Regions from separate parts of the Homo sapiens genome. Here region 1 is linked to region 2. The links are chromatin loops, found by intact Hi-C in ENCODE. Cell type or tissue: heart left ventricle. All regions are shown on one strand. Each heading gives the region's core, and the rest is flanking DNA. Links, peaks and the distances in the headings are about the cores only.

Region 1 (2,916 bases), core at 302-2,801, 60 kb before region 2:
TCAGAGTTTATATTTCTACCTGGTCTAATCTCAGAGAATTGTGTATTTCCAGAAATTTATCCATCTCCTCTAGGTTTTCTAGTTTTGTATGTAAAGGTGTTCATAGTAGTCTTGAATAATCTTCTGTATTTTTGCGGCATTGTTTGTAATATATCCTGTTTTGTTTCTAATTGAGCTTATTTGGATCTTCTCTCCGCCTATATTGGTTAATCTCACTAGTGGTCTATCAATTTTATCTTTTCAAATAACCAGCAATTCTCTCATTTATCTTTTGTAATTTTTGTTTCACTTTTATTTAGTTGTGTGCTGATACTTGTAACATATTTTCTCCTGCTAAGTTTGGGTTTGCTTTCTCCTTGGTTTTCTAGTTCCTTGAGGTATGAGCTCAGATGTTTTATTTGAGCTCTTTCAGACTTTTTGATGCAGGCATTTAATGCTATGAACTTTTCTCTTAGCACTGCTTTTGCTGTATCCTAGAGGTGTTAATAATTTGTGTCACTATTATCATTAAGTTCAAAAAATTTTTTTAATTTTCATCTTCATTTCATTGTTGACCCAAAGATCATTCAGGAAAAGATTATTTAATTTTCTGGTATGTGTATTTTGTTTTGTTTTGTTTTGTTTTTGTTTTGTTTTTTTTCTCTGTGCTCTTATAATCACATACAGACACTGCATATATACGTAGACAAATACAAGAGGTTTTAGTCGTTTCATAAAGTGGGATCATACCATACATACCTTCTTTTTTTTTTTTTTTTTATTGATCATTCTTGGGTGTTTCTCGCAGAGGGGGATTTGGCAGGGTCATAGGACAATAGTGGAGGGAAGGTCAGCAGATAAACAAGTGAACAAAGGTCTCTGGTTTTCCTAGGCAGAGGACCCTGTGGCCTTCCGCAGTGTTTGTGTCCCTGGGTACTTGAGATTAGGGAGTGGTGATGACTCTTAGCTGCCTTCAAGCATCTGTTTAACAAAGCACATCTTGCACCGCCCTTAATTCATTTAACCCTGAGTGGACACAGCACATGTTTCAGAGAGCACAGGGTTGGGGGTAAGGTCACAGATCAACAGGATCCCAAGGCAGAAGAATTTTTCTTAGTACAGAACAAAATGAAAAGTCTCCCAAGTCTACTTCTTTCTACACAGACACGGCAACCATCCAATTTCTCAATCCCTTCCCCACATTTCCCCCCTTTCTACTCCACAAAACCGCCACGGTCATCATGGCCCGTTCTCAATGAGCTGTTGGGCACACCTCCCAGACGGGGTGGTGGCCGGGCAGAGGGGCTCCTCACTTCCCAGTAGGGGTGGCCAGGCAGAGGCACCCCTCACCTCCCAGACGGGAGGCTGACCCCCCCACCTCCCTCCCAGACGGGGCGGCTGGCCGGGCAGGGGGCTGAACCCCCACCTCCCTCCCAGACGGGGCGGCTGGCCGGGCAGGGGGCTGAACCCCCACCTCCCTCCCGGACGGGGCGGCTGGCCCTCCCGGACGGGGTGGCTGCCGGTCGGAGACGCTTCTCACTTCCCAGATGGGGTGGCTGCCGGGTGGAGGGGCTCCTCACTTCTCAGACGGGGCGGTTGCCAGGCAGAGGGTCTCCTCACTTCTCAGACGGGGCGGCCGGGCAGAGACGCTCCTCACCTCCCAGACGGGGTTGCGGCCGGGCAGAGGCGCTCCTCACATCCCAGACGGGGCGGCGGGGCAGAGGTGCTCCCCACATCTCAGATGATGGGCGGCCGGGCAGAGACGCTCCTCACTTCCTAGATGGGATGGCAGCCGGGAAGAGGCGCTCCTCACTTCCTAGATGGGATGGCGGCCGGGCAGAGACGCTCCTCACTTTCCAGACTGGGCAGCCAGGCAGAGGGGCTCCTCACATCCCAGACGATGGGCGGCCAGGCAGAGACGCTCCTCACTTCCCAGACGGGGTGGCAGCCGGGCAGAGGCTGCGATCTCGGCACTTTGGGAGGCCAAGGCAGGCGGCTGGGAGGTGGAGGTTATAGGGAGCCGAGATCACGCCACTGCACTCCAGCCTGGGCACCATTGAGCACTGGGTGAACGAGACTCCGTCTGCAATCCCGGCACCTCGGGAGGCCCAGGCTGGCGGATCACTCGCGGTTAGGAGCTGGAGACCAGCCCGGCCAACACAGCAAAACCCCGTCTCCACCAAAAAAATATGAAAACCAGTCAGGCGTGGCGGCATGCGCCTGCAATCGCAGGCACTCGGCAGGCTGAGGCAGGAGAAGCAGGCAGGGAGATTGCAGTGAGCCGAGATGGCAGCAGTACAGTCCAGCTTCGGCTCGGCATCTGAGGGAGACCGTGGGGAGAGGGAGAGGGAGAGGAAGAGGGAGAGGGAGAGGGATATGTGTATTGTTTTGAGGGTTCCTTTTGGAGTTGATTTCCAATTCTATTTCACTGTGGTCTGAGTGTACTTGATATAATATTAATTTTTTAAAATTTATTGAAACTTGTTTTGTGGCATATCATATGGTCTATCTTGGAGAATATTCCATGTGCTGAATAAAAGGAATGTATATACTGTAGTTGTTGGGTAGAATGTTCTGTAAATATTTGTTATATCCATTTGTTCTAGGGTATAGCTTAAGTACACTGTTTCTTTGTTGAATTTCTGTCTTGATGAACTGTCCAGTGCTGTCAATGGAGTATTGAAGGTCCTTCACTATTATTGTGTTGCCATCTATCTCGCTGCATTTCTAAAGGGACAACTCGGGTGATACAGTAAAGTTTATATTTCCAAAGGACAGAGCTAACACTTTAGGCTAAAACATTTTCTCATATCTTCAACTCAGGAAAATATGCTGTAAGTAAAATTTAGTTAAAATAAGATGGGCCGGGCACGTTGGCTCACGCCTATAATCCCAACATTTTGGGAGGCCGAGGCGGGCGGATCACCTGAGGTCAGG
Region 2 (2,916 bases), core at 323-2,822:
TAAACATCTTTATATGCATAAACTAGAAAACCAGAAGAAGATGTATAAATTCCTTGAAAGATACAACCCTCCTAGCTTAAATCAGGAAGAATTAGAAATCCTGAACAGACCAATAAGAAGCAGCGAGATTGAAATGGTAATAACAAAATTGCCAACAACAACAAAAAAAAGTCCAGGACCAGACAAATTCACAGCTGAATTCTACCAGACATTTAAAGAAGAATTGGTACCAATCCTATTGACACTACTCCACAAGATAGAGAAAGACGGAATCCTCCTTAAATCATTCTATAAAGCCAGTATCACCCTAATACCAAAAACCAGGAAAGGACACAACCAATAAAAAAACTATAGACCAATATCCCTGATGAATATAGATGCAAAAATTCGTAACCAAATACTAGCTAACCAAATCCAACAGCATATCAAAAAGATGTGCAAAAATCATGCTGCTATAAAGACACATGCACACGTATGTTTATTGCGGCACTATTCATAATAGCAAAGACTTGGAACCAACCCAAATGTCCAACAATGATAGACTGGATCACGAGGTCAGGAGATCGAGACCATCCTGGCTAACACAGTGAAACCCCGTCTCTACTAAAAATACAAAAAAATTAGCCAGGCGTGGTGGCGGGCACCTGTAGTCCCAGCTACTCAGGAGGCTGAGGCAGGAGAATTGCTTGAACCCAGGAGGCAGAGGTTGCAGTGAGTTGAGATCGTGCCATTGCACTCCAGCCTGGGTGACAGAGCAACACTCTGTCTAAAAAAAAGACAAAAACAAAAAACAACTGCTTTTTGTTGCTGTTGCTGTTGGCTGCTGATATAATTGTATACCTAGAAAACCCTAAAGACTCTTCCATAAAGCTTCTAGAAGTGATAAATGAACTCAGCAAAGTTTCAGGATACAAAATTAATGTACACAAATCCATAGCTCTGCTATACACCAACAGCACCCCAAGCTGAAAATCAAATAAACAACCCAACCCCTTTTATAATAGCTGAAAAAAAAATAAAACACTTAGGAATACACCAAACTACAAAACACTGTTGAAAGAAATCATAGATGACACAATCAAATAAATACACATCCCATGCTCATGAATGGGTAAATCAACATTGTAAACATGGCTATACTGCCAAAAGCAATCTACAAATCCCATGCAATTCCCATCAAAATACCACCATCATTATTCACAGAACTAGAAAATGCAATCTGAAAATTCATATAGAACCAAAAAAGAGTCCACAAACCAAAGCAAGATTAAGCAAAAAGAACATTTCTGGAGACATCACATTACCTGATTTCAAACTATACTATAAGGCCAGAGTCACCAAAACTGCATGGTACAGATATAAAAATAGGCACATAGACCAATGAAACAGAATAGAGAACCCAGAAATAAACCCAAATACTTATAGCCCACTGATCTTCAACAAAGCAACAACAATAAAAAAAAAGTGTGAAAGGACACCCTATTCAACAAATGGTGCTGGGATCATTTGCAAGCCACATGTAGAAGAATGTAACTGGATCTTCATTTCTCACCTTATACAAAAATCAATTCAAGATAGATAAAGGTCTTAAATCTAAGACCTGAAACAAAAAATTCTCAATGATAATATTGGAAAAACCATTCTAGACATTGGCTTTGGCAAAAACTTCATGATCAAGAACCCAAAAGCAAATTCAATAAAAACAAAGATAAATAGGTGGAACTTAATTAAACTAAAGAACGTTAGCACAGCAAAAGAAACAGTCAGTAAACAACAACCCACAGAATGGGGGAAAATTTTCACAATTTATACATCTGACAAAGGACTAATATCCAGAATTTACAATGAACTCAAACAAAATAGCAAGAACGAACAAACAATCCCATCAAAAAGTGGGCTAAGAAAATGAATAAACAATTCTCAAAAGAAGATACACAAATGGCCAACAAACATATGAAAAAGTGCACAACATCACTGATGATCAAGGAAATGCAAATCAAAACCAAAATGCAATACAATCTTACTTTCACAGGAATGGCCATAATCAAAAGATTAAAAAAAATAGATGGCATGGATGTGGCGAAAAGGGAACACTTCTGCACGGCTGATGGGAATGTAAACTAGTATAACCACTATGGAAAACAGTATGGAGATTCCTTAAAGAACTAAAAATAGAACTACCATTTGATCTAGCAATCCCACTACTGAGTATCTATCCAGAGGAAAAGAAGTCATTATACAAAAAAAATACTTGCACAGGCATGTTTATAGCAGTACAATTTGCAATTGCAAAAATGTGGAACCAATCCAAATGCCCATCAATCAACAAGTGGATGAAAACTATATATAAACAAGTGGATATATATATATATATAATCGAATATATATAATAATCAAATATATATATATAATCAAATATATATATAATCGAATACTACTCAGCCATAAAAAGGAATCAGTTAATGGCATTCACAGAAACCTGGATGAGATTGGAGACTATTATTCTAAGTGAAATAACTCAGGAATGGAAAACCAAACTCGTATGTTTTACTCATAAGTGGGAGCTAAGCTATGAGGATGCAAAGGCATAAGAATGACACAACAGATTTTAAGACTCAGGGGGAAAGGGTGGGAAGAAGGTGAGAGAGAAAATACTACACATTGGGTTCAGTGTATACTGCTTGAGTGATGGGTGCACCAAAATCTCACAAATCACCACTGAAGAACTTACTTGGGTAACCAAATACCACCTGCTCCCCAAAAACCTATGGAAATAAAAATTTTTTTAAAAAAGACTGAAAGGAACCTCAGAACTCATCCAGCCTCACCTTCCTCATTTTGCAAATGCAGGAGAGGGACTGAAGACATTGCCAACTTCACATAGCCTTTAAGAGGCCAACTCCAGACCTAAAATCA

Evidence for each region. Peaks named below come from ENCODE experiments on the same cell type or tissue, not always from the same donor. Only the 100,000 strongest peaks of a DNase experiment are listed, where the experiment ranks them.
Region 1: it touches region 2 in a loop (5-fold over the local background); 1 of 110 quality-filtered maps calls a loop at or near these places.

The regions. Positions count from the first base shown.
Region 1 is chr7:64,783,537-64,786,452 of GRCh38, reverse strand. No RefSeq gene overlaps it. Among named protein-coding and RNA genes, the nearest start is that of ZNF138, 9.4 kb to the left of the region's middle. In heart left ventricle, for the core only: no CTCF peak of the experiment used is centred there; a DNase peak (open chromatin) is centred at 1,422.
Region 2 is chr7:64,723,552-64,726,467 of GRCh38, reverse strand. No RefSeq gene overlaps it. Among named protein-coding and RNA genes, the nearest start is that of MIR6839, 46 kb to the right of the region's middle. In heart left ventricle, for the core only: no CTCF peak of the experiment used is centred there; no DNase peak of the experiment used is centred there.